3 separate regions of the Homo sapiens genome follow, and regions 1 and 2 are each linked to region 3. A link is a loop called in an ENCODE intact Hi-C map of the cell type or tissue named here. Cell type or tissue: CD14-positive monocyte. All regions are shown on one strand. Links, peaks and the distances in the headings refer to the core of each region. The heading gives the core; the rest is flanking DNA.

Region 1 (8,000 bases), core at 1-8,000, 180 kb before region 3:
GCTGCTCGAGTGAGGAAATTAAAATCTGATGCAATAATCCCAAATAAGAAGGATTTTATTAGGTAATATATACACTTTAGATGAGGCATGCTAACCTGATACGCTGATAGGGGGAGGCATACATGCTGTGAGCCGCAGATAAAGAGGGGGAGTTGGGGAGAGTGGGGAAAGGTCCGGTGGGGGCCCCGGGGCAGCAGAGGCAAGGCTGGGAATGGGGGTGCTGGGGTCCTCTGGCCTGGGAGGCAGAACAGGCCAGGGTGCATCTCAGCCTGGGCCCGGCCTGGGAATGCTGCGTTAAATCAGGGTTCTACACTGTAAAGGGACATGGAGGGCCCAGATCAAGGCACAGAAACCAATTAGCAGCCGGGAAGGATCAGGCTGGCAGTGCAAGGGAATCGGCCTGCAGGAGAGAGGCTCTGCAAGAGGCGAGGGAACCTGAGAACTCCTCAAGTGTGGAGACTGGAGGAAGGGCAGAGATGTGTGGACACGGAGGCAGATTCTGTGGGCCCCAGGGGAGCCGGGCCAGGCTGGAGGGTCTGAAACCCTCAATGCACTGCCTTTTCTGGCTCCCCCAGCCCAGCCATAAGCCAAGCTGTGGGGCTGAAACCTGCACCACCCAGATCGGGGGTCTAGCAGCTCCCTGGGCATGGGCCTTAGTGCCCTTGTGGAGACAAAGGAACAATACTGGTGAGGCAAAGAGACATCAAGATCCTTGCGTCTGAGAGAGGAGAATCACAGCATATGCCAAGAAATGGAGCATCAGGAGACCGGAAGCTAAGGAGGGCAAGGCTCTGGTTTGCTGAGACTGAGGAGTTGTCCTAGCAGGGGCCTGTGGGATCACCTGTAGAGCAGAGGGCATGGCTTAGCATGGGGCCTGCACATGGGACCAGCCGCATCAATGTCTGATGGGTGCATAAAAGGATGAAGTGCAGACCCAATGGATGGACAGCTCAGAAATCTGCAGGTCTGAAATAAAAGCATGCAAACTTAGCATTGCACGATATACTAAAAAGATACTAGAAAAAGACAACCTAGGGGTCTCAGGGGACACTCACACCAAGAACACACCTCTTGCCAACTACAACGACTCTGAAAGGAAGCTGAAGCTGGGAGCCCCAACCCAACCTAGCTACTGTAATTGACTGACCAGGTCACTGCCCAGCGTGGTTTAATGTCCGCTAATTGGCAGCACTTGCTGTGTGTTTTATGTGCATTATCTCCAACCGTTAAAACCCTAAGGAGAGGGAGGCACCACTGCAGGCACAATTATCCCCCTTTCCCAGTGAGGACCTGGTCAGGAGGCCGTTTGATTCAGCCAAAGTGAGTACGGCAGTGCGGGACTCCTCTGAGCTCCTCTGGCTGCCCAGCCACTGCCATGTTCTATACTTCAATCTAGTTGGCCTTGGGCATCTTCCCTGCACTTAGCTCTGGGCATGATGCCCTGGAGACCCAAAGGAAGGATGAGATCATGTCCCAGAGACTCAGGTACCTTGATTACTGGGGGCTCAGAAGTAACCCACATATATAGGTAACATTACAGGCGAGACTATAATTAAGTGGAAAATTACACAGCATAGAGAGAGTTAATTCTACCAGGGTTGAGGGAGAGGAGTTGCTATCTCTGGGACGGATAGGGAAGAAGCCAGGGAAAAAATTATAAGAAAGGTAGAGAGTGAACTGGGAACAAATGGGTGGGTGGACTTTGGGCTGGCGACAAGAGCAGGCACAGGGGCGGAGAGGGTGCAGGATGGTGAGTATGCTGGTCTGCCCAGGGTGAGGGTGCTTGTTCATTTATCCATTCCATTACCATCTCCTGAGCACACACTGTATGTTATGCCCACAGCAGACCCTGTCCCTGCTGAACTGCACGCTTCCAGTCCTTCAGGGGAGCAGAGGTGGGGCAAGTTGTTCAAGAGTGCTGACCACTCAGGAGATGTCCAGGGGCCATGGGCAGATTGTGGGCCCTGCCTCATCTGAAAACAGCACGTCACAGCTGACCTGATGCTGAGAAGGTATCGGCCTGGCAAAGTTGGGCTAGGGGCAGAGAGAAAAGGGGCTAGGAAAGTCATGGGAAATGGGCTGGGCTGTGCTGAGAAGAGACAGCCTTCAGTCTCAAAAGCAGGGGCTCCCACTGCCCACGGAATGCTAAGAAAGAGAAGGCTGGGGAATTGGGGGCATTGATCTGTCCCCCTCTACTCTCAAAGCAGCTTCAAACACTCAACAGTAGCAGGCCGGAAAGGATCCTGCTTCTTAGAGCCTCCCTCCACACCTGTCCCAAGAAGGAAGTGGCCAAATGCCAGCCCCATACACCAGGAGACTGCGGCCTCATGCTGTGAAGGGAGGCCAGTGGCCAGGGCAGCCATGGTCTCCAAATGAGGGGTCAGGCCCAGGAGCACAGCCTGCACCCCAGTCAAGGGAAGCTCACCTGTCACACTCAATTCTGTGAGCCTGTGCAGGGGTGCGGGTGGGGCCCTGAACGCTCACGAGCCTTAGGCGGGTGCCCCACTTTGCTCCCAAAGCTGAGTCCTTCCTTTAAGCACACTGAGTTCTCTCAAAAGAAGGGGCTCATTTTTCTTTCCCCAAACGCTGTTCCCTAAGCTAATGACCAGGGATTGTGACTGCCTAGGGGAGGCGCATTTTTCTAATTTTTCCACCCACAGCCGGTGTTGCATTCAAGTTTGCACAGACGCACGAATGGTTATGAGACTAGAGATGGCTGCCGTTGCCCGTCTGGCCCACAGCTGAGCAAAGCTGCTCCATCCACAGCCTTGCAGAGTGGGCCGAGGCATGTTTTGTCCTCTAAGACACCCATGGGTAGCCGATCTACAGGCTGGTGACCTATGACCTTGCAACACACCAGAAAAATCAGGAGCCTTTCTTGGAAACCTGGACTTAAGAAATCCAAAGACTGGGCATTAGGGAGGGCAGAAGGAGCTGCAAGCTCGCAGGGAAGAGCCGGGGCCAAGAGGACCCTTGAAGAAGGGCAGCTGCCACCCTCTCTGGCAGTGCTCATCAGCAGAGAGGGACAGACTGACACGGCAGAGACACGGCTGAGCCACACTGATGTTCTGTGGAGCCAGACTGAGTCCATTCTTCAGCACAGGCTGAATTTTCCATGGGATCCCCATCCCTCCACATAAGTCTGTCTGAATGGCTCCCCGTTACTTGCCCTGGAAGCCTTTGTTCTTTGCCACACAGAGCCCCTTGGGTAGAGTGAGAGGGTGAGGAGATGGGCGTGGTGTGAAGAGTGGCTGGGGTTTCGCTGTGCCAGAACACTCATCACTGCCACGCACAGGGACTGCGGAGGAGCCAAGGAGGAGCCCAGCCCACTAACAGGGCCCATCCCTAACAGGAGCTCAGAAGGAAGTCCCTCTGAGAAGGGACTTCTGAGAAGGAAGGGCCAGGAGTCTTACCGGAGGAGAATGCTCGTAGATGTTGGTGCTGTAAGGCAGGTTGATGAAGATGGGGTCCATGTCCTGGACATCTGTGATGATGATGGCCAAGTTGGCCAGGGTGGACAGAGGCCTGGTCTTGTCTTGATCCTTAGAGAGCGGAGAGAACACACAGCCTTAGGTTGAGTGATGGTGGGGACACTCACACACATATGTACACACACACACAGACCTGCACCGTGCAGCACATAAGTGCAAACACATGCACACGCACACACACACCCATGCTCTTGCACTCCAGCAGGGAAGGGCTTAGTAAAAGGAAGCTTAAGAATTCTAAGAAGCCATGGTGATTTCTGAGCTGTACAGGAAAACACAAACAGCATCCCCAAGGTCCAGAGGAAGGCAGCTTATCCAGTGTTACAAAGCAGGGCTGGGGTACAGCTAGACCTCCAGCCCCTAGTAGCCCAGGCCTGACTTCCTTGGACATCCGGTGGTGGGATGACCAGCTTGGAGTAGATATGGTGCTGCCCTCAGCTCCTTTGCTGAGTTCAGCTGGAGGTCACCACCCCTCTCTGTGCCCACTTCCTGCCCCCACTCATCCCAGGGCAGCAGAGGATTGACAAAGATGGGGACTCCTCAGAAGAAAGGCCACAGAGGGGATTAATCTGGCACCTGTGTCCCTGCATTCATGAGTCCCTTGCTTTGGGCTGGGGATTTACTGGTTCAGTGACTTTTCCCAATCCAACCAGCAGGGGGAGCTCCAGGGTCTGTGACATCTGGGGGACTCCGAGAAAGACTCCTGAGAGGTCACACAGGCCATCCCCCTGCAGCCAGGCAAGCAATATTTAAACCGTCAGTTGGGAATTTCATTGTATAAAACCTCAACGATGCATCTGTAGTCCCAGCTGCTCAGGAGGCTGAGGTGGGGCAATCACTTGAGCCCAGGAGTTCGAGGCTGTTGTGCACCAAGATTGCACCTGTGAATAGCCACTGCACTCCAGCCTGGACAACATAGCGAGACCCCCATCTCAAAAAAAAAATTTTTTTTTAATGCTTGGCAAGAAAGAAAACTCCAAATCTATCTTCTACTGTTTAAGTAGCCTGCTGCAACTGAATAACAATAGCCAGCAATAATAGTAACTGCAGTGCTTTGTACAGATGACGTGGCAGCCACTCTACCGGGCACTTCACTCGCATCTGTAGTTATGATGAGCCCATTATTCAGATGAGTTAACAGAGACTCAGAGAGGCTGAGTAACTTGTCCACAGTCATACAACTTCTAAGTGTGTAGCCAGAACTCAAACTCAGATCCTTTCACATAAAAATTTGCCACTAACAGTTTTGACTTGGGGCTCTAACATCAGTTCGGTCTCTTAATTTGCTGAGTAACCTCAAATGAGTTCTTTTTCCCCCTGGGAATCTGATGTCCTTTTCTGTGAGATGAAGGGGCTCAAGTGAATGACTTCTAAGGCCCCTCAGGCTCGAACATTCTCTGAGCTAAGATTTGAGGAGCGACTGTCCCCAGGTTAGCTCTCCCTTAGTTTGTCTGGGGTGACTTGAATGAAGCAAGGCATTCCTGGAGTTCCAAGAAGCCTGGTGCCTCCTCCTGGCCTGCAGAGATGGAGCTGCTGTGCCTAGGAGAAGGGAGGGCTGGTTGTCTTTAGGAATCCTCAGGGACAGCCAATGAGAGGGTGGGAGGGCCTTTAGGGATGGGAGTGGGTGCTGCAAGGGAGAGGAAGGTCTGGAAGCAGGAGGTGAGCAGAGAGGTTCTCGGCAGGCAGCCTCCCAGGCTCCAGGACTGGGGCCCACACGGCAGGCTTGGGCACTGCCCATGGGGAGAGCTCCCAGCTAGGGACCTGAATGACCACCAGGCACCCAGGGCTGGAGCGGGGAAGCTCAAAACAAGTCCCCTGACCTCTTGGACAGGGGATGCCAGTGGCTCTGATTTGCCATAACCAGGCTTTTGCAGGCAGCTGGCTTTTGTCTAGCCTGGCACAGGCCCTCTCTGTCCCATACCTGTGACTGCAGTCCTGTTCATGCCACAAATGCCCCTGCCCAGCCCACTCTGGACTCTGTGGTGGGGAAAGGGGAGTGATCCTGTCAGGCTCCCAGCTGTAACTCTGGGGCCCATGGCTCTCAGCAGCTTGTTCCCAGAGGATGCCTCAATTTCCCCATCCTGGTACCAGCTCAGTGGTGGCTGGGAACTGACACTGTTGCCCGCAATGCCAGGCCGAGAATCTCCTTCCTTGGGGAAGTGCTCAGCAGCCAAGGGCACAGCACCAGCCCCGAGAAGGACTCGGTGTCAGCTCCTCCAGAAGCAAGGGAGAAGCCATCTAGAGAGGGACTTCTAGGGCCCCTCCTGTTCTGCTGCTTCCAAGCCTGATTACTGGGAGAGTAACAGCAATTTAACTGTATTCATCATCCCAGCTTGAGCCCAGTCCTCTTGATAGGCCCCGCCACCCAGATTCTTGCCTGTGCCCAGCTCTGGTCTATTCCCCACGGTCCAAAGCCATTTTTATGGTGGGTGGAAATTATCCCACAGCGGGCAAGCATCTGCGTGTTTCTGGGCCCTGGTGTGTGCAAACAGTGCGGTGGAGGGGCAGCGCATGTGTGGGTGCCAGGCTGCATGGAAGGTGCAGGCAAATGTGCACAAAAAGCAAATCCTGGGCTTGCATGTCCCCTTGACCTCTGAGGTCAGTTTTACAAACAGCAGCACACAGCTCCTCCCAGGCAACTAACACTTAAACAGGGGAGAAGGAAAGAACGTGAGTGTCACCTGCAGTGACCTCCCCACAGCCACTGGGCCAGGGCCAAACAAGAAGTTCGCATTTCCTGGGTCTTGAGGCCTCTCTCTGCATCTTGGCCAAGTCTGGGGGCACCCCATCTTTCAAAACTGGATTCTGGACCCAGTCCAGATCCAGAGCCTTGGATCTAGAGCCTGTGACCTACCAAGGAGAGCCCCCCAGCGCTGCCGGCAGGCCCCTTGACAGCTATGTGGGTCAGGAGTGGATGCTGAGTGTCAGGCAGATAGGACCTGGAGGGTTGAGAGGGACTCCCATGTTTTTTTGCTCTTGGCGTAAGCTTTGTCAACAGAATCTAAGGGACAACAGGCCAGCTTACGGCCCTGCTGCCAGCTGATGGCTCCAGCTATGCCCTGAGGCAGCAGCTGGGAGCAAGGAGAGGGGGCGGGTAGGGGGAGGACCCTATTTAGAGTGTGGCTTGCCTGTTCCCCAGGATCTCCCAAACAGCTGGCACAAAGGGCATGCTGCGATGTTCTTGAGACCTGGAGATGTCTAGCCATGGGGCATGGTGGTCAGGGCACTGGACTGAGAGGTGGACAACCTGGTTTGGGTTCTTGCTCCGCCACTACTCATGGGCTGTGTGACCCTCAACAGAGTCAGCCATCAGATGGGATAATTACCCTCTCCTGCCTTCTGCCCTTGACTCACTCATCCTGGAATTCCCAGGGGCCAGCAATGTGCTTGGCACAGAGGGATGATGTGGAATGTCACCACTCTGTGGAGTAGAGGCAGGATGCCTGAACTCCTTTGGGCCCTGCAGGTTGGATGGTGTCAGGACACAGCTGGGTGAACACCTCTGTCCTGTGTCCCAGAGAGCAAGAGGCACTCTGCACTAAGAATGTCTCAAGGAAGTTACCCGAGCAGGCTATGGAGTCGGGCTCCTGGGTGACCATGGAAAGTCACTGAATTGCTCCTGTGCCTCAGTTTTCTCATCTGCAAAGTGGGCATCTTAACAATACTTATGACACGGGGCTGCTTGAGGTTTAAAGTCCCTTTGAGTGCTCAGCACGGTGCCAGGGACACAGCACAAAGCCTCAGTAATGCCAGCCTCATTTCTATCATGACTGTCACCACTATAATTATTATAGATCATCGAGTGTGTGCCACTGGGTCAATGTCCCATTGGAATGCCCCGTCACTCTCTTCCAGGGTGGGAAGAGGCAGCTGGGACGGCCGGGGCCCCAGCATGGAGACTCACTGTGGCGTTGACCGTGAGCTGGTAGGCCTGTGTGGTCTCGTAGTCCAGCTCCCGGATCACTGTGACGATACCGCGGGCGCTGTCAATGGCGAAGAATTGGGAGGGGGGCTGGAAGGAGTAGAGGACGCTGCCCCCTGCCCCCAAGTCGGGGTCTGTGGCATTCACGATGAAGATGGGCGTCCCCACTGGTGTATTCTGGGGATGAGAGCAAAGCAAGTACAAGGGTGAGCCAGTGCGGAGCAGCTGCGCCATCAGGGCTGAGTCCCTCAAAGCCCATTCTCTACATCCTTCAGCCAACCAGACCCGAGGCCTTGTCATTTTCATTCTAGGAGGGGCCCCAAAATTTAAAATGCGGTATCTTTTCTTTTCCTCTTCTTCATTTTTTGATGGCCTCCTGGTGGCTGTAAAGAGCACCAGTTCCAAAGATGATTTGCTTAACCTAGAGTTCTGGATGAGGGGTCTTACGGTCCCCAAACCTGTTTCTTGGTGGTTTCGCTTCCTCTGTCAAATGCTCCTTGGCTGCCCAAGCTGCAGGCTTCCTTTTTGGGGACCAGCCTCAAGCCTCCCTCCTGGCAGCCCTTCACAGACAGACCATGCACTTAACA
Region 2 (8,000 bases), core at 1-8,000, 220 kb before region 3:
AACTCTAAAGGGATCTGCATGTAGCAGAGGCTCATAGCCTCTCTTGGATTAACTAGGGAAAAAGTCAAGGGTGGGGCAATTTCCTCTTCTAACTTTAGACTTTGGGACAGAAGCTATTCTCAGCCAACCCATGCTGAGTCACCTGCCTGTGCTGGTCAGCAAGGCAGCTTACTTCTACCCAAGTTAGTGGCTAGTGGCCACTCTCACCTGTCCTCCCAGTCCACTGTATGGGCTGGGCAAGGCCAGGCAGAAGCTGCAGACAGTGGGGCCTGTTTAGAACTCAGTCTATCAGTCTATGCCTTCGGAATCTCTAACATGGGGCCAGCCCAGGAGGGGGTGTCACTGTAGCTATCCCCTTGCCTAAGGCTTCCTTTCCCAGCCATGGAGACTCCTAGGTCACTTCCTGCTGGGTTTTGTATGGCTGCGTTTGCATAGTGGGGAGTTGGGGGGACAGGATTGCAAGGAGGCATATAAATGTATGATAGAAGGGAGTTTCTTTAGCTGGGAATTTTGCTGCTAGAGAAACGAGATGTGTGTTTTCATCTGTTCATTCATTCAACAAACAGTTATTGTGCTTCTCTAATGAGCATACAGGCTGGGCGCGGTGGCTCATGCCTGTAATCCCAGCACTTTGGGAGGCGGAGATGGGCAGATCACTTGAAGTCAGGAGTTCAAGACCAGCCTGGCCAACATGGCAAAACCCCATCTCTACTAAAAATACAAAAAACAGCTGGGTGTGGTGGCGCATGCCTGTAATTCCAGCTACTCAGGAGGCTGAGGCATGAGAATCGCTTGAAGCTGGGAGGCGGAGGTTGCAGTGAGCCGAGATCACACCACTGCACTCCAGCCTGGGCGACAGAGCAAGACTGTCTCAAAAACAAATGGCGATACATTTTAATGGGGGCCACAGCACTCAACGTACAGGGTGATCAGTGCTGAGGCTGGGTGAAGCAGAGGCAGTGCAGGGCCCTGTAGGGGCTGAGGTCCTCTGAGCCCCTAAGGCTCAGCTGAAGGGCTGCCCTGAGGCAAGACCTCAGAGCCTCCGGCCTCCCACTCCTGCCCCAACACACTCACAGGCAGGGGTCCCCTCCCCAGCCCCCCCACAGACAGCATCCCAGCATTCCAGATTTTCATATAAATTTACTTTTTTAAATAAAGGAGCCTATCAAATGTTTAGCTAAATGTGATTCAATTTTTATCTTTGTGAGATTTTTCTTATAAATCATTCACAAACCTGAAGCCCCTTGTTGAATGACGTGCTTTCATTTTTGGTTTGAAAAACAGGGTTTTCAACCCTGGAACACTCACTTGTATTTCTTCACTCAGCTCCTATGCCCCGTTCACGTACACACTGCCCACTCCAAACCCGGCATCTGTCCCCAGCACATAAGACACCCCATGCCCCGACCTAGGCAACCTTCTCCAACAAACCTGCAGGCAAGTACCCCCCACACAGTCCACATTCAACCAAACTCAAGACACACATACATACACACACACACACACACACACACTTCTTTTTCACACATCTGTTTGCATGGAGTACACCTTCCCACCTCCTGCCAAGCACGAGTGATTAACTCCCCAGACCAACAGCCAGAAAGAGCTATACCTAGGGAGCCGACAAGGCCACCTGAGAGAGGACTGACTCAGTGAGATGCTCGGTAAGATGTTCTTACTGTCACCATAGCAACACTGGTACTCTCTGGGATGCTGCTAGGCTTGGGTAGGGGCAGGAGATGAGCCCTGCCTCCAAAGCTGGAAAGGCCAAGGGCACGTCTCATTCAAAGATTCATTGGTTTTTTTAATTCACTCATTCCTTCAAGTTCATATTGAGCACCTACTATGCGCAAGGTGTTGGAGAATCGGTAAAGAAAAGCAGGCAAGGTTGATGCCTTCAGTCTCATATGAATTGTCTGTGAAGACAGACATTCATGATAAAACCACACAATTGAAAGTGTAAGTACTCGCTGAGCTAAGGCCCCTGAAGAAAAGCAATTCGGAAAAGAAATGGTTAAGATTACACCCTCTGGAGGCAGACAGCACGGGTTCAAATCATGGGTCTGCTACTTACTGGCTGTGTGAACTTGATCAAGTGACTTATATGTGGGCCTCAGTTGCTTGGTCTGTAAAAGGGGGGCAATAATAGAACCCACCCCAGGCTGTCACTTTAAGGATTAAATAAGTTAATATAGTGCTGGGGACACAGGAAACTCCCAACAAATGTTGGCTGCCTGTGCTTTACCAAGATGGTACCACCATGGTCTCTCCCCACCACCCCAGCAGCCTGTGCCTACAGCTGTTTTCCCAGCAGTGACACTGAGCCAACCCCACACTTTTGCCAGGAGAGCCTCGCCACAGAGAGCTAGTGTTTACAGGCTGCCCTGAACTGAGGCTGAGAACAAAACCCTCAGGCCCACACACAGGGCCCTGAACCCAGAGCTCTGACCTCTGCTCCCCCCTCATTCAGGATGGTGGGTGCGGAGGGGAACTCCACATCCCTGCCTCGCTCCCTTCACTTCTTCCCTCACTTCCACGTCCTCCCCTCCACAGGCGCTGTGGGCTTGGCAGCCACACATGCAAGTTTCTCTGCTCTCCTGGAAACTGATACCTCCGTGTCGGCCTTCTGGTCTCCCAGACATTCTTCATCCAATTCCCATGGGGGGCTGGGGGGCTGGGGGCGCTCACCAGGGAAGCCTTTCATCTGTTCAGCCCCACTTCTGCTGAGCAGAAGGGCAGCTGCTTCCCCTGGGTGGACAGGTGCTGTCCTGAGTTCCAGGGTCGGGGAGTATCTGGTAGGGGAGGGGTTTTGGGGTGGGGTGGTGGCTGCACTTTTACCACCGTAAGGATTCTGGGAACTGGTGATTCAAATTGATCACAAAAGAAAAAAGCAGGTCATTACTGGCCCTGCTGGTTTTCCTGGGGGCAGCCACCTCCTCTAGGAGCTCCAGGAATCAAGACCTTTTCAGATTTGCAAGAGAGAGGCTGGGAGGAATGAATCATGTGTGAAAGGCTGCTGGGCAGGGGTCGGGGGGTGGGGATTGCAGCCTTCATTCTCCTATTTATTAAAAAGTAGCAGCCACTACTTATCAAACACTTACCATGTACCAGGCACTGAGCTAAGCTGTTTGCACAATCACATCACCTATTCGTTGCAACCACCTTATAAGAAGATATCCCATCTTCTGTGTGAGAAAGCAGGCTCAGAGATGCTCAATAACTTGCCTAAGGTCACATGGCTAGCAAGTGGCCAGCTTGGACTTAGATTTACATTTCTTTTTCTCTCCCTGCAAGCATTCGCCTTCCACACATTTGTGCACATTCTGCACCTGGCCCTGTGCTATGGGGCAAGGAAATAGGATGAGGCAAATAAGAGATCATCATCCTTCATAGAGTGGAGTGTCAACAAAGTGGCTTCTTCCTCAAGAGGGAGTCCTAGGGCTGGGCACAGTGGCTCATGCCTGTAATCCCAGCACATTGGGAGGCCGAGGTGGACAGATTACTTGAGGTCAGCATTTCAAGACCAGCATGGCCAACACAGTGAACCTTATCTCTATTAAAAATATAAAAATTAGCCGGGCATGCTGGCAGGTGCCTATAATTCCAGCTACTCGGGAGGCTGAGCAGGAGAATTGTTTGAACCTGGGAGACGGAGGTTGCAGTGAGCCAAGATCATGCCACTGAACTCCAGCCTGGGTGATAGAGTGAGACTCCGTCTCTCTCTCTCTCGTCTCTCTGTCTCTCTCACACACACACACACACACACACACACACACACACACACACACACGGGGGAGTCCTTACACATTCTGGAAAGTTCTAGATAAATTCCTCCATGGTAGAGTTTTACATAGCAGCAGAATGTCCATGTTGCGATGTCTTCCAGGTAGCTGGGGAGGTGGCCTACCATGGGGACTGGTGGGGGAAGGTAAGGCAAGAGACAAGAGCTGTCAGCACAATGGGGCTGGTGACGTTCGTCAGACACTGGGAAAAAGCGCACCAGGCGAGGCTGCTGTTTATGGCACATGTATAATTGGACGAGTATAACCAGGAATATTTAGAAGGTAGTGAAGGAGACAGAGAAGCAATGGCCAGAGAGGTAGATGGGAAACCAGCCTAGTGCCGGGTGCCCAGAGTCAGGGAAGGAGGCAGTCTTGAGAAAGAGACGGTCTGCAGGGTCAGATAGAGCAGAGAGCTCAGGAAGAGGAAGGTCTGGCAAAGGCCACTGACTGGGTCTTCAGATGTCCCCAGAGTCAGACTTTAAGATACTGAGGGACGGTGGGGCAGGGATGTGGGGACAGTGAGCACAGGTCCTGAGGTGCTGCTGCCCAGAGTTTGGTGTAAAAAACAAGGCAAGAGGCTGAGTGGCAGCTAGAGGGCGCCGCAGAGTCAAGCAAAGGACTTCTGCTGTTTTCTAGGTGGTCGGAGGGAGAGGGAGAGGGAGAGGGAGAGAGAAGTGGACTGGGAGGGGCTGCAGCAGGGGGTAGAAGGTCTGATGTTGGGGCGGGGCAGTTCTCTCTCTTCGAGCCATGTGGGGCAGGGGGAGCTTAGGCTTATCCCCCTACCTCTTTCTTCCTCCAGGCTGGAAGGCTACCCCCCTTCACGCCCCCTGCCCCACCTGCAGCATCGCCCCTCCTGCCTGCTGCCAAATCTCATCATTCCCACATCTTGTCCCCTTGTTATCTCACTGGCAGCATCTTGAACCACAGCAGAGCTGGGTCTGGGCGAAAAGCAGTTTAGTGAGTGGCCGATGGTGCGTGCGGGAACACAGGCTGATGACTTTCAATTGCTTTGTCTGCTCCGCTGGGCTAACAGCCCCTGAGTCCTGCCTCTGCTCTTCTGCACTCAGAGTTAAAGGAAAGCCTAAGGCTCCCCACTCGGCCTGGGAACTGCCCTTTCTGAAGGTCCAGTATCACCTGCTATAGGAAGCCCACCCGCATCTCTCGCCTGGAGGCTCTGCCACCTCTGGCTCCTCTGAGCCCTTGAGTGCTGGGCTCAGAACTCACGAGGCAGCTGCCCTGTGCAGTGCGCTTCTTTAATTCTCATGCCTGGAGACCCAGCGTGGCCTTGAGGATAAGGGCTGGGGTCTCATGCTGCAATCTCTGGCAGTCCCCAGAACAGCGCTCATTATATATTTGTTGGATGGCCTGAAGTTTCTCTTCCTCCCTCTGCAGCAATTCCAAAGGGTCAACCAGTATGTAAGAGGCAGCGGCATACTTGGGGCCTAGTCCTGTGTTGGGGCCGCAGGGGAGAGAAGAGAAGAAAAAAGCCATGGCTTATGAGGAGCTCGGGATCTTAGGAGCTGGGCCTAAGCAGCCATCTCTTTAAATGGCAGTGTCTGAATGGAGGCAGGAGGCTGGATGAGATTGACCTGTGCGATCCTGATCTCCACTGTGGCCTCTGACTTGGTCACCTGGCCCTGCCCAGGTCCAGCGTCAGGGACCTTACCCAGGGAAGGGAGCAGAACTGGGATCTGCTTCCATTCCTTCCAATGGTCTCTCTTCTAGTCATGGTCTGTGCCTGGAGTCTATTACGTCAACACCCTGGTGAAGACCGCATACTGAGCATGAACTCGCAGGATGTGAAAAAGACCTAGGTTCCAACAACAGCTCCATCACTTACCAGTTGTGAGACCTCCTGCAAACCACTCATTCCTTTGGGCCAAATTTCCCATCTGTAAAGTGTGGATAACAACTCCTACCTCACCAGGCTGTGTGAGCATCAGGAGTGATCATGTACGTAAGGCACTTATTGTGGTGCCTGACATGTAGCAGGTGGACACTTTGGTTTCTTCTTTCCTGCCATGCCTGTTTTCTTTTATTTTCTTTCCTTTTGTTTTGAGACAGAGTTTTGTTCTATCACCCAGGCTGGAGTGTGGTGGCTTGATCACAGCTCACTGCAGACTTAACCTCTTCAGCTCAAGTGATCCTCCCACCTCAGCCTCCCTAGTAGCTGGGACTGCAGGTGCACACCACTGCGCTCAGCTAATTTTTGTATGTTTTGTAGAGACAGGGTTTCACCATGTTGCCCAGGCTGGTCTTCAACTCCTGGGCCCAAGCAATCCTCTGGCCTCGGCCTCCAAAAGTGCTGGGATTACAGGCGTGAGCCACCACACCTGGCCATACCTGTTTTCGGAATAGTAGACTCAGAGCAAGCTAGTCCCAGCTGTGGCCCCTCTCACCCAGAGTTGTGAGGGGCATGCCCCACAATGGCCAACATAGATTGAGTTCTGACCTTGTGCTGGGCACTGCGCAAAGTGTCTTGTATGCATGTCTTATTCAGTCTCACAAAACCCCTGAGACAGACACACTATCCTCATTTTACAGAGGAAGAAACTGAGGCACAGCGAGGTTAAAAATAACCTGCACTCGATCATCCAGGCAGTGAGAGGTAGAGCAAGGAATTAAACTCAGCTTCCAGGAAGCTAAAGAGTTCATGTCCCATTCAGAGGCCCCTGGCCCTTCCTGTCTTCCCTGCCAGGTGTAGCCCATTAAGCAGCTGTGTGTGGGCAGCCTAAGCCCCCGCCCCTGGGGCAGGCTGGCTTGCAGGCCCATCGCTGTCCAGCGGAGCCATATCATTCTGACTGGTATAGAGTTGTATCACTGTATAATGAAAATTGGGAGTCAGTATGAGATATGGGCCTTGAGCAAGACATCTTATGAATTAAAAATCGTTACTTAGCTGCCTGATGACAAAAGGGGCCTGCATCCTGGATGGCATCTGGGCTGGGCTACATTCAACAGCCCCACGATCAACATATGGCAGCCAGCGGTGTGGGTTACCTCGGCTTTCAACCAGGAGAGGGGACCAGCCTGCCGAGAGTCTGCTGCCGCATAAGGATCCTGGGTCAGTCGGGGTGGGGGAAGACCGCCCCTCCCCAAAGCTTCCCAAGCTGCCTGGAGCCTCTTCCTGCAGGTCTCTTCTGTGTGCATTCAGGCCTCCATTCAAATGTCACTCCTCAGATTCCTCCCCAGTTACCCCCACCTTCCCACCCTCACCCCTGTCACTCTCTCTCCATTATCCTCTTTTATTTCTTTCAAAGCACTTCTACTTTCTGAACCTCTCTTCCATCTGTTTATGTGTTTCTTATTGTCTGTTTCTCCCTACTGGAATGTAAGCCCCAGGAGGGCAGGACTGGTTTCCCCAAGTGCCCAGCAGATGCCTAGCAGGTGATCAATCAATGTTTTCTGAATGGATGAATGGGCCACAGCAGGAATGTCTGAGGGCCACTCTGAGACTGGTCCAAAAGGCTGAGGAGCAGAGTGATACTGGGGTGACTCCTGATGTCACACATCATAAAGACACCACAGCTGCACTAGGGCCCACGAGGAGGGATCAGCCAATTAGTAATTCCAGTTGGGGCTGTAATACCCTCCTGATGCAGCCACAGTGCTATGTTTGTTTGAGCTGAGCCATCTCAGTTAATTAGTTATTACTGTCCAGTCAGGGTAAGACAAACTTCCAGTCCCTCAAGTAGGTGTGAACGGCAGTCCGCTTGTCTTACAGGCATTTTACACCACAACAGTTTTTATCAAGCTCACTTAAACCAACAAATTATAACCTCTCCTAATAAGGCTACAAACTGGACCCTGATTAATTTGCTAATAACTGGCTCCAGTTTATGAAGCATTAACTTGAGTAGCCAAAGATAGTGAAATCTATCATGCCAGTTTGCTAAGGGTCAAGCCACACTCTTCCACCCACAGCAATGCACTGTGCATGGCTCCCTGTAAAATGGAAAGCCTCAGAGAGGCGGCCCCTGGTCCTCTGAGGATGTTTTGATGGGGACCAGAAAGACATCACCAGGGACTATGGCTGAAATAAGAACCTATTTCCTGAAAAACCTTTACACTGCCATGGAGAGAATTTCTTCAAAGGGAATAATCATGAATGTGCCCATAAATGCAGTCACCAGGATGTTCACCATAGTGCTGTTTAGTAAGAAAAACTGGAGGTAACCTAGATGTCCAACAATAGGGGATTCATTAAATAAGTTATGA
Region 3 (11,082 bases), core at 1,535-9,534:
AGCAGCCCTCACAGACGAGTCTTTCCTCCCCATGAGGGTCGATGATTATTTTTAAAGCACACAAACGCCTCTCCTGTGGGCTCCTCCATAGCAGCTTCCCCATCCCTTCCTGCTCCCCCTTTCATGCCCCCACCCCACAGCTGATAAAGAGCTGTTTGTTGCTTCCTGCCGTCATCGTCCCCAGCCTATGCGCCCTCTCCCGGGGCAGCGCCTGCCACCATAAACCAGACGTGTGCTCCCGAGTTTAGTTTGTGAGCCCTTGGAGCCTGGCACAGCTGTGGCGGCCCAGCTTGGCTTGTGGAGGAGCAGGCTGGAAGGCTGACAATGTGGGCTGAGGCCACCCCTCTGCAGCGTGGAGGCCCCCAGGAAAGCCCCAGGGGCATGAGGTTCCCTGGGCCCAGCCTTGGAAGCTTACCCCTCCCTTTTGTGGCTGAAGAAAAGACGGTCCTTCCCTCACATTCCTGCCCTGCTCGCCACTCCCCTCGCCCATCATTTATTTATAAGGTGTTCAGAGCAAAATGAATGACAAAAAGTTAGAAGCTAATTAAAGCTGGCACAGATTGGCACATGGGGGCATGAATTATGCATTGGTGCAGAATGGCACTTGGTGGCAAGGACTGGCACCAAGTGCCCTGGGCACTGGTAGGAAGTGGGCATGAGCCCCAGCTCTGCCTCGGCCCCCGCCCTGCCTCTCCAAGGCACTCTCCGTCCAGGGCCCTCTGCCTCTCTCTGGGGCAGCTGGCACCTTGTCAGCCACCACCCCTCAGTGGGCAATTCCACTCTGCACAGCCCAGCACATCCTGGCTGTGAGAAGATCAATACCATAACCACAGGCTGGACTCGTCCCACAGAAGTGGTCTCTGGTTCTCCAAGCACATGCCTGTTGCCGCCTCTGCATTCACGAGAAAGGGCAAGCTTCCACAAATATGAGGGCAAGTGGAGAAGGCCCGAGACCCAGCCAGCCGATCGCGACAAAGGCGCATTAGAGCTGGAAGACACTGTTCAAGACCCTGCAGTCCAAACCCCACAGTGTGCTCACACATAGAGGACCTGAGTGAGGCCCAGAGGGGGACAGGTTCTATGCAAAGGCACACAGCAAAAATAATAATAACTATAACAACTATAATAAGGGTAAGATTTATTTAAAGCTCATCTTGTGCTAGCTGCTGTTCCAAGTCTTTGTACGGCTGGTCTCATTCAATCCTCACGTGAGGAAGACACTACAGTTATCCAAACTGACAGGTGAGAAAACTGAGGCAGCACAGAACTGTTAAAGCAGTGTGCCCAAAGTCACAGAGCTAATGAGAGGCAAAGTCCGGATCCAATGAAATCCAAAGAGCCTGACTCTGAGCCCTTTCTCCTGTGGGCAAGGACAGTGGTTCTCACCCTGGCTACACTTCAGAAACTCCTGGAAGATGAGGGGGGCACAAAAATAGAATCAGTGATTCCAATTTTTTTGGTCTTAACATCTGAACATGGCATTCTGAAAGCTCCTCAGATGATTCTAATGTGCAGAAAAAAAAAAAACATTGGTAGGGGGAGGGTTGTGGATTTTAACCCCAAAAGTTATGGATGTGAGTTCTTGCTCTGCCACTACTGACTTAGTGACTTTGAGCCTAGGGCTCAACCTCTGTGGGTCTCAGTTTCCTCAGCTGTATAATGGGGTTTGTGATAACATGGCTCTGGAGTTGGACTGTTGGGATTTGCTTTGAACCCTGGCTCTGCCTCCTGGGCAGATTACCTAACTTTTGTTTCCCTCAGTTTGCTCATCTGTAAAATGGCGACAATACTAGCAGAGCTGTCGTGAGGACTGAGTGACGTGGCAACTATGAAGTGGCACCCGGCATAGTAGGTGCTCATGAAAATGGGAGACTTGGGATTGAGGAACCCTGCCTCTCATGTCCCACAGGGCTGTGGCCAAGATCAAACGAGGCCACGTATAACAGAATGACTGCGTGCACAGCAGGACACAGTGAGAGGCTGTCAATCAGAAGAGACTGGGTCTCCTGGCTGCCTGTCTCTGACTTTCTCTTTCTTTGCATATGGGAGACATGAACACATTATCACCATGAACATTACAGACCACGTAGACAAACCACTGTTCTCAATTTGGTGTATTTCCTTCCAAGGAATGTTCTATGTGCATATGGAAATGTATAGTTTTTGGCTAGGGGCAGGGGTAGGAGAGAAAGATATCTATCATGACACACTTCTGTACTTTTGAATTTTGAACCATATGAATGGCTCAAATATAAAAATAAATACAAAAGGGTATGCTTTAGGCAGAAGGAAAGTGGTCCCAGATGGAAGCTTGGATATTCAGAAAGGAAACAAGAGCAATAGAAAGGGAAATACGGGTAAATACAAATGAATCTTGGCTGTATAAAACAATAAAACTAATGTGTAAAATATATAGGGAGAATTAAAATACGCAATCCAATGGCACATAAGCAGGAAGGGGGTAAATGGAGTTAGAATGCTCTGAGGTCCTCGCCTTGTCCAATAAGCGAGTAGAAATGGGAGTGTCTGGTAAACATGAATAAATCAAGGATGTCTGCTCCATCTCCAGGCTAACCCTAGAAGAGTGGTAATTGGACGTATCACTAACCAGCCAGTTGAGGGAAAATGGAATAATGAAGTGTGTGTGTGTTTGTTTTTAAAATTTTAAGAATTTTTTGTTTTGACAAATACAGCCATACTGCACATACTGTCTATAACTTTTTTTTTTCTCTTAAGATATGTCCTGTAGCTCTTTCCACAATGGTCCCCAGAGGGTCTGCCTCCTTTTTGTCTGCCAGTGTGTATCCCATGGAATGATGGCAACAATCGAGCATTAAACCGAGTGTTGAGCTCTTCCAAACACAGGGCTCTATGTGACAGCGCAGGTCACACATCCACGGAGCCCGCCCTGACTGTAGATGATGGTGCAGGGAGAAGGCAATTCCCATTCTCCTTGTAATGCCCCCAGAAAAGTGTCTTTTTTTTTTTTATGTCCAGAGATCACTTTCTTCTTTTATTGGGAAGCAGACCCAGAGTTAGAGTCTCCACAACCTATAGTCAGGGACAGTAAGCAAAATCTGTTCTCTTTTGTTCTGAACCCCCACACCCCACCCCGACCCATCAGTCCCACACAAGAAAACCTAATGTCCACCAAAAAGAGGGGCAGATTTTGATCATCTGGCCCAGTCCTCCATCCCTGGGCCCTACTGCTGTCAAACTACCCCACAAAAGAACTTGCTGTCATTCTGGTGACAGTCTTCAGAGGACAGGATGCCCATTCGGTGTGGTCTACAAGTCACTTTCTGCCAGATGCAAGCTTTCTTCAGGTGACCTCTTTGAATCGCATGGTGAGAAAGTTATTCCCCTGTCAGTTCTGTCCTAGCGTATACAAACAAGCAAAGGAGAAAGTCTCAATTTGTGCTATTATGTCTTTTAACACTTGATAATCCCTCTTCCTTGAACCAGAAGGAATCAGGCCTTCCGCTCTGCCTCTGGCAGGCAATTATGGCTGTATTTAATAATACTGTTTTGCTATCATTGTATTTATTTCAATAGTTATCTTGTATTTATTGCAAGTAGCATTGTTTTTATTTTTTAAAAAAATCTGGGAGGCCGAGACGGGCTGATCACGAGGTCAGGAGATCGAGACCATCCTGGCTAACACGGTGAAACCCCATCTCTACTAAAAATACAAAAAAAAAAATTAGCCAGGTGTGGTGGCAGGCGCCTGTAGTCCCAGCTACTCAGGAGGCAGAGGTGGGAGAATGGTGTGAACCCAGGAGGCAGAGCTTGCAGTGAGCCAAGATCTCACCAATGCACTCCAGCCTGGGCGACAGAGCGAGACTTTGTCTAAAAAACAAACAAACTAAATTATATGATGGTGATAAAAAGTCTTTTAAAATAAATGTATGAGTTTAAAAGTGAGGGATTAAAATTTAAATTGGGTCACTAACAGTATAGTTGTCACATGAATAGGCCAAAATTGGTAAATATGGTAAGCAAATGATTGAAACTGGGAGGTCTTGGCCTGAAAAATTAAGTCAAACCATCTCTGTATTACTCACATTCAAAAGCCTTCCAAACCCTACAACACCATTCCTGCAAATCAGACCACCATACCTTTCCAGGTACAACCCAACCTCTCTTCTCTAGAAAACCTCTATCTCAGCTGACAAAATACACAGATACATAGAGGGGTGTTTAGTGCAGTGCTCTTTATAATAGGGGTCAAAAAGGGGAAGAAATCTACTTGTCCCTCAAACTGGTTAAACATACCATGCTTTGATCTATCTGTTCTATGGACCATTCTGCTCCTTGACCTCCCTTTCTCCTGGCCTGGGATTATACTGTTGTCTCCCCCACCATTGCCCTCTGCCCACTCCTCCTCTCTGCTGAAATCCGTTCTTCAAATCCCATCAGCTCCCAGAAGCCTTTTCTGCCCACTTCCCAGACCCCCCAGGTCCTTGTCTTCCTCTGGCCCTCAGAACCCTCACTGTCTGGATGACTCTCGCATCTGGGTATAGCATGGAATCTTGAATGATCTTTCCACAGTATGTCTGTCTTGTTTCCAATTAGATCATGAGCTCCCAGAAGGCAGGGACCAAAATGTGTCTGAAAATACATTGGACAGGGCTCAGAAAGTCAGGATTCAGCCCTGACTCTCCCACCATTTGCCTGCATGACCTTGAACAAGGCATCCCCTCCTCTGCCCCAAGCCTTGGTGTCCTCATCTAAACATGAAATGTGAGTTCAAGTTCCCAGGGCCCCGCTTGCTCTGAGCATGTAGGATCATTTCATACTGTTCTGTATCTTCCCATAGAATGATAAAAACTAAGATTTTTACATCTTAAGAGGGTTGCATCCACGATCTCATTTAACCCTCACAACAACTCTATGACAGTAGTGCTATTGTTATCCCCATTTTCACTGATGAGAAAATTGAGGCACAGGGAGGCTGCATCCGTAAAATTAACCTAGGTTACACTGTGGTATAAACAAACCCTGAAGCCTCAGTGGCAATAAAAGTTTACTTCTTGCTCATATATAACACGATGCTGGTGGGGTGGCTTTCCTCTGAGAGTGGCTTGGGGGATCTAGGGTGCTTCTATCTTAGTGCTTTACCATGGAAACACAAGGCCCTTTGGCCACACACAGGTCACTGTGGCAGGGCAAGAAAGGGTAGAGGAATCCACAGTCTCTTACCTGCCTTGGCCTAGAGTGACACATGCCCACGTCACTCCTGTTCCCCCATTTCCCTGGCCAGAGCTAGTGAGTCACATGGCTCTAACCTAGCTTCCAGGAGCCTGTGCTATGTAGTGTTGAGCACTAAGAATCTGCAACACGGGAGCCGCTCGACCGAGGCCACACAGGAAGGCGCAGAGGCAAGGTTTTGCACACAGACGGTGAGAACTGGGGCCTTCCACTTAACTGCTCTTCTATATTGTCTTCCAGGCAGTACCAGGTCTGTAGGGCATGGATAACAGAGCTTGGCGGTGACTGGTAAGGCATGGTGTGATGGATTGCCATTGTGAGGTGGGAAAGACTAAGAAGAGATAGCTGCCAGGCAGATGTGACATCAGGACAGGCAGCCACTGTCCATGGGAATAATCCTGACAGTTCCCGTCTGCTGAGTGCCTGCAATGGGCCAGGCATTTTTTTTTTTTCTTTTTGAGATGGAGTTTCACTCTTATTGCCCAGGCTGGAGTGCAATGGTGCGATCTTGGCTCACTGCAACCTCCACCTCTCAGGTTCAAGCGATTCTCCTGCCTCAGCCTCCCGAGTAGCTGGGATTACAAGCATGTGCCACTACACCTAGCTAATTTTTGTATTTTTAGTGGAGACGGGTTTCTCCATGTTGGCCAGGCTGATCTCGAACTCCCGACCTCAGGTGATCCACCCACCTCGGCCTCCCAAAGTGCTGGGATTACAGGCGTAAGCCACCGCACCCGGCCCTAATTTTTGTATTTTTAGTAGAGACAGAGTTTCACCGTGTTGGCCAGGCTGGTCTCGAACTCCTGACCTCGTGATCCGCCCACCTCAGCCTCCCAAAGTGCTGGGATTACAGGTGTGAGCCACCATGCCCAGCCTGGGCCAGGCATTTTATAAATGTTCCATCTGATCCTCCCAGTACCCTGGAAATAAAACCCACTTCTGCTCTACAGATGAAGAAAGTAGGCATCCAAGAGGCTCAGTAAACTGGCCAAGGTCAAGCAGCTGGATGACCTCAAGTCCTTCTGAGGTTTCTCACCCAGGGCCCTGCAGAGGGCATGACCAGGGAGGAAGGAGTTGAGGTGTGAGTTCCCATCTGGGCCCTGTCAGCCATCTGCTGCCACAGCCACAGCCAGGCATAGGCGGCCAGGGTGAGAGGGGAGCTGTTGTCTAGGGGCATCCTGAAAACGCTGGTGAGAGACCCACTGCCCTGGTCCCACCCCGCCCAGCCACAGGAAAATCCCCTGCAGGCTCCCATTCCCTGGGGGAGTACAGAACTGCAGTGTGGGGCGCCACCTGCAGGCCGAGTGCTGCACGACACCTCTCACCCCTCCCAGCTCTGGGTCACCTCCCCAAGCCCTACTTTGAAGGGAAGGCTAAAGGGCAACTCCTAGAAAAAAGCAGCAGGTTGGTGGTCTCCAGCAAGGCCTGTTCTTTACCATCTGCTCCTCCCCGCTGCTCCCCTATCCTCAGCCATCCAGGGATTCTCCCTAGCCTTGTTTCTATCACAAATATTAATGGATGGCTGGGTGCAGTGGCTCATGCCTGTAGTTCCAGCACTTTGGGAGGCCGAGGCAGGAGGATCACCTGACCCAGGAGGTCAAGGCTGTAGTAAGCCATGTTTGTGTCGCTGCACTTCAGTCTGGGCAACAGAGTGAGATCCTGTCTCTAAAACAAAAATGAAAAACAAATGAAAAAACAAATACGACTTGAAGATTTCCTACGGGCCAGGTACTTTTATGGGCTCATTTTGGAACTGGAAGTCTGGACTGTTGGTTTCAGTCTCTGCCCAGCCACTAGCTGGCTGTGTGACTCTGGGAAAATCACTGCCCATTTCTGGGCCTTGGCTGCCTTCCTTATTATAAAATGCAGGTAACAACTAGAGGCAACATTGTGGGGCCTGGAGTCAGGTAGGCTTGAATTTGAATCCCACCTGTGCCACTTCCTTGCTGTGTCACCCTTTGGGCAACTTAATTAACTTTTGTGTGCCCCATTTAATTCATCTGTAAAATGGGTTGATGGTGCCTATCCAAAGAGTCTTTTTTTTTTTTTTTTTTTTGAGACAGCATCTCACTCTGTCGCCTAGACTGGAGTCCAGTGGCATGATCTCAGCTCACTGCAACCTCTGCCTCACAGGCTCAAATGATTCTCTTGCCTCAGCCTCCCCAGTACCTGGGATTACAGGCGTGCGCCACTACTGCCTGGCTAATTTTTGTATTTTTAGTAGAGACAGGGTTTCACCACTTTGGCCAGGCTGCTCTTGAACTCCTGACCTCAAATGATTCACTCACCTCAGCCTCCCAAAATGTTGGGATTACAGGTGTGAGCCACTGCACCCGGCCCCAAAGAGTCTTATTATCAGATTAAATTATTGCTTACATATGATACAGTATAGGTAATAACGCACGTGAAGTACCCAGCTCAGAGTCTTGCTCCCTTTCCTTAACTCCCTCACATTTTGAAACTTACGGTTCACTTCCCAAGTCCTTCCTACGCTTCTCCCTAGGAAGGGCGGAGATCAGCCTCCTGATGCTGCCACTCTGATGCCAGACCCTGCCTATTCAGGGAATGCCAGGAGCCCTGGTTCCTGGAACAGGACTCCTAACCCAGGCCCAGTCAGTGTATAGAGAGGGCCCTCTATCACCTCCTAGAGTCACCCCCAACTTTATGGTGAGGACTTAACTTCTTTGCTGATTCATTGCTGTTATGATGAATGAGATCCCTCTGCTAGAGTTGCACAGTTACAACCACAGCAGCTGTTCATGGCTGCCCTGATGTTGAAATTCTCAGTAACTAAAAACAGGCGCACTGGGATACAGCCCCATACCAGGTAGGGTGAGAGGAAGGGCTAGCAGGCAGAATCCTTGTAGCTTTAGAAGGTCTCAAGAAGACCTGTAACTCCAGCTGAGACAGAGGCCTAGCTCCTCTGGAGGGCAAAGCTTAGACACGTCTCCTGATGCATCCAAATTGGGATGGGGTGGCTCTAGCTCTTAACGTTTGCAGGCCTTGTGTTTATTCTCTCTGAGCCTCAGTTTCCTCGTCTGTAATATGTGGGGATAATCCCTGGCCTGTTTACTTTCTCTGGTTGTGAGATAAAGAAAAATCTGAAAGTCTTCTATAAACTCTCCAGTCCTGTTGAGATGTAGTTCCACCCATAGCACACTGAATTCCTTTACTTATTTTTTTGAGCACACAGCTGGGCAAGGGGGTAGTTGGCTGGGGTTGTAATGGTGAGTACAATAGGCATCTTTCTTCCCCTCAAACATCTTGAGGGACAAAGGAGAAAAGAATTATCTAGCACCTTCCCAAGGAGCACTACAGCCTCCTTCTCCTTCCCTGCCTCCATTTCCTTCCAGGAAGGACTTCCTAGGTGACTCACATTGTGCCCAGCACATCACACACATATGTCACATCATTTGATCTTTCAGCCAACTGAGGCAGTGCCATCACCCCCATTTTAGAGATCAGAAAACTGAGGCTCAGGAAATGTAACTTTAAGCGGAGGAAGCTGGATTCAAATCCAGATTTTTCTGGGCTCTCCAATGAGAGTTAACCTCTGCACCATACAGGAAACAGATAATAAACAATTACTGAGGGCTTGTTAGGTGTCAAAGGACAGTGCCAGACACTTTCTGGACTTTATTTTACTGAAACCCTACACCGACCATGCCAGTTAGGTATATTAACCCAGTTTTACAGATGAGGAAACTGAGTCTCCAAGAGAATAAGGGAAGCCTCTCATTGCCATGCTGGTTGACGTCTTGGGAGTTGGACAGATTACAGTAATCAGCTAATGGCTGAGCAGTGCTCTGAAGATGAAAAGCCCTTATTGAAAGTGCTAAGCATGATGATTAAGTTGGAAGGTGGAATTAGCTGCACAGTGGGAGCAGGCTGCAGCCAACAGGAGAGGATTAGCGACTACTTGCCTGATTCTGTGGAAGGCAGGTTAGGAGCGAAAAAAACTGAGAAAGGTTTTCAGCTCCATGGTGGTGCTCACATCCAAGAGGATGAGACAGTCTGTGGACCTGCAAGGCAGTGATCACACCCCAGTGTTGAAGGGATCAGACAGCATCCATGGAAAGCAAAGTGGGCTCCCAGCTCCCTTTGCCTTTTCTCCATCCATCCATCCTTCCATCCATTCATCCACCCATCCATCCATCCATCCAACAATTACTCACCAAGGACCTAGTAGGCCTCACGCAAGCTCTCATGAGGCTCCCAACCCAGTGGAGGGAGATACACATTTAACAATAATCACATACCAAAGAATTATTGTTCATTTTTTAGATTTAATAACAGGAGCTTTGCTCTTTTGATTTTATTTTTTAAGACTTAACTTTTTTAGAGTAGTTTTAAGTTCACAGGAAAATTGAGAAGATGGTACAGAGACTGCCCCCACGTTGTGCACAGCCTGCCACAGTATCAACATCCCCCAGCAGAGCAGAGCATTTGATACAGTAGTGAGCCTGCACTGACACACCATCATCACCCCAAGTCCATAGCTCACATTAGGGTTCACTCTTGGTGTTGTACATTCTGTGGGTTTGGATAAATGTATAATGACATGTATTTGTGGTTATGTTTTATACAAGAGCCCTTATTTTTAGCAATACCTACCAAAACATTTACAAATGTGTTGCCTCAAATTAATACTAGGAGGCAGGAGTGAGTAGGGGTAGAGATAAAACAAGATTGACCTCGAGTTGATCATTGTTGAAGCTGGGTGATAGGTATATGGAGTCTGTGATACTGTTCTGTTTTGGGTTTTTCTGGTAAATGTTGGAAACTTTTCATAATAAAGTTTTGTTTAAAAAAACAAATATTGATAAATAATTAGCACTTATAATAAGTGCCACAAAGGAAGAATGAATGGCGTGATGAGAGATTATTGTAGAGGGACCCACTTTAGACTTGGGGGTGGGAGTAGGGGGTCGGTTTGGGACAGGGTGAAGCATTGGGGCATCCTTAAGCCTCGTGATTGCCAAAGTAACCCTTTCTGTCTCCTTCCTCCCAGAAGGGCAGGCTGGCAGTGTCCTGGGGAGAGACCCCTACCTTTTGAGCATCACTAGCAACCTACTGGGAGACCAGGATCCTGGAGAAGTCAAGATCAGCCCCAAAGTCCCTCATCAATTGTGATGGAGGGAACAGAGGGAAGTCCCAATTGCAACCTGCACCCATCGCTGTGCATGCCCATGTTGTGTGTGTACATTATTTACCTACTATGAGCACGGCCTCATTAGAACAACCTCAGGGGAGGGGAGCAGGACTCCCCACTTTACAGATGAGAAAAATAAGGCTCTGAGAGGTAAAAAAGGACTCGCTCAAAGTCAGCAGCAGAGCCAAATACCAAGGTTTATCATCTTGTTAGTGTCTCCCCAACCGCCCCCCGACCTGTTAACACAGCCATCATTCCTACATCGCAGGGAGAAAAATTGTTAACAAGACGGCTGGAACCTCAAGCCACAGGAGCTGTGGGCCCAGAGAAGGCAGGGCCATTCCTCTTAAGTGTAAAAGCCGTGGGGTGAGGGCATGCGGGAAGGGAGTGAGAGCTATAGTTTGCTGGAAATCTGAAGAACCAAATGACCTTGGGCCTCCAAACATGAGACAAAACAGAGTTCAGGGGTAAGCGCTCCTCCCCATCCCTTCTAGTGTCCCTCGGATGCAGATCTGGCTCAATTTCCAGGTATCTGTGAAAGGAAGGGTTCCAGCTCCAGGTTAAGGGGCACATGCTTGGTCACATGCTGTGGGCTGGAGGGTATAGGGATGGACCTTGAGGGAGTATGGGGTAAAGGACCTTAGGCACTGGGAGCCAGGGAGCTCTCAGGCCAGTGTGCCCCACTATTTCAGGCCAGCAGTGTCCACAAAGTGCACTCG

What was found. Peaks named below come from ENCODE experiments on the same cell type or tissue, not always from the same donor. Only the 100,000 strongest peaks of a DNase experiment are listed, where the experiment ranks them.
Region 1: it touches region 3 in a loop (7-fold over the local background); 101 of 110 quality-filtered maps call a loop at or near these places.
Region 2: a loop joins it to region 3, with 2.6 times the contacts of the local background. A loop is called at or near these places in 48 of 110 quality-filtered maps.

Annotation. Positions count from the first base shown.
Region 1 is chr10:71,566,332-71,574,331 of GRCh38, reverse strand. It overlaps CDH23 (cadherin related 23), which reads right to left. Exons shown (of 70, transcript NM_022124.6): 7 at 7,396-7,590; 8 at 3,414-3,542. Among named protein-coding and RNA genes, the nearest start is that of CDH23-AS1, 58 kb to the right of the region's middle. RefSeq lists enhancers at 2,017-2,518, 5,920-6,741. In CD14-positive monocyte, for the core only: CTCF peaks have their summits at 3,952 and 4,151 (motif pointing right); a DNase peak (open chromatin) is centred at 4,141.
Region 2 is chr10:71,605,742-71,613,741 of GRCh38, reverse strand. All of the region lies in intron 9 of CDH23 (cadherin related 23), which reads right to left. Among named protein-coding and RNA genes, the nearest start is that of CDH23-AS1, 98 kb to the right of the region's middle. RefSeq lists an enhancer at 936-1,450. In CD14-positive monocyte, for the core only: CTCF peaks have their summits at 4,173 and 4,374; DNase peaks (open chromatin) are centred at 121 and 4,371; H3K4me3 peaks cover 603 bases; H3K27ac peaks cover 552 bases.
Region 3 is chr10:71,379,819-71,390,900 of GRCh38, reverse strand. It overlaps a transcript of SLC29A3 not described here. Among named protein-coding and RNA genes, the nearest start is that of CDH23, 12 kb to the left of the region's middle. In CD14-positive monocyte, for the core only: CTCF peaks have their summits at 6,295 and 6,500 (motif pointing left); DNase peaks (open chromatin) are centred at 6,490 and 7,920; H3K27ac peaks cover 2,366 bases.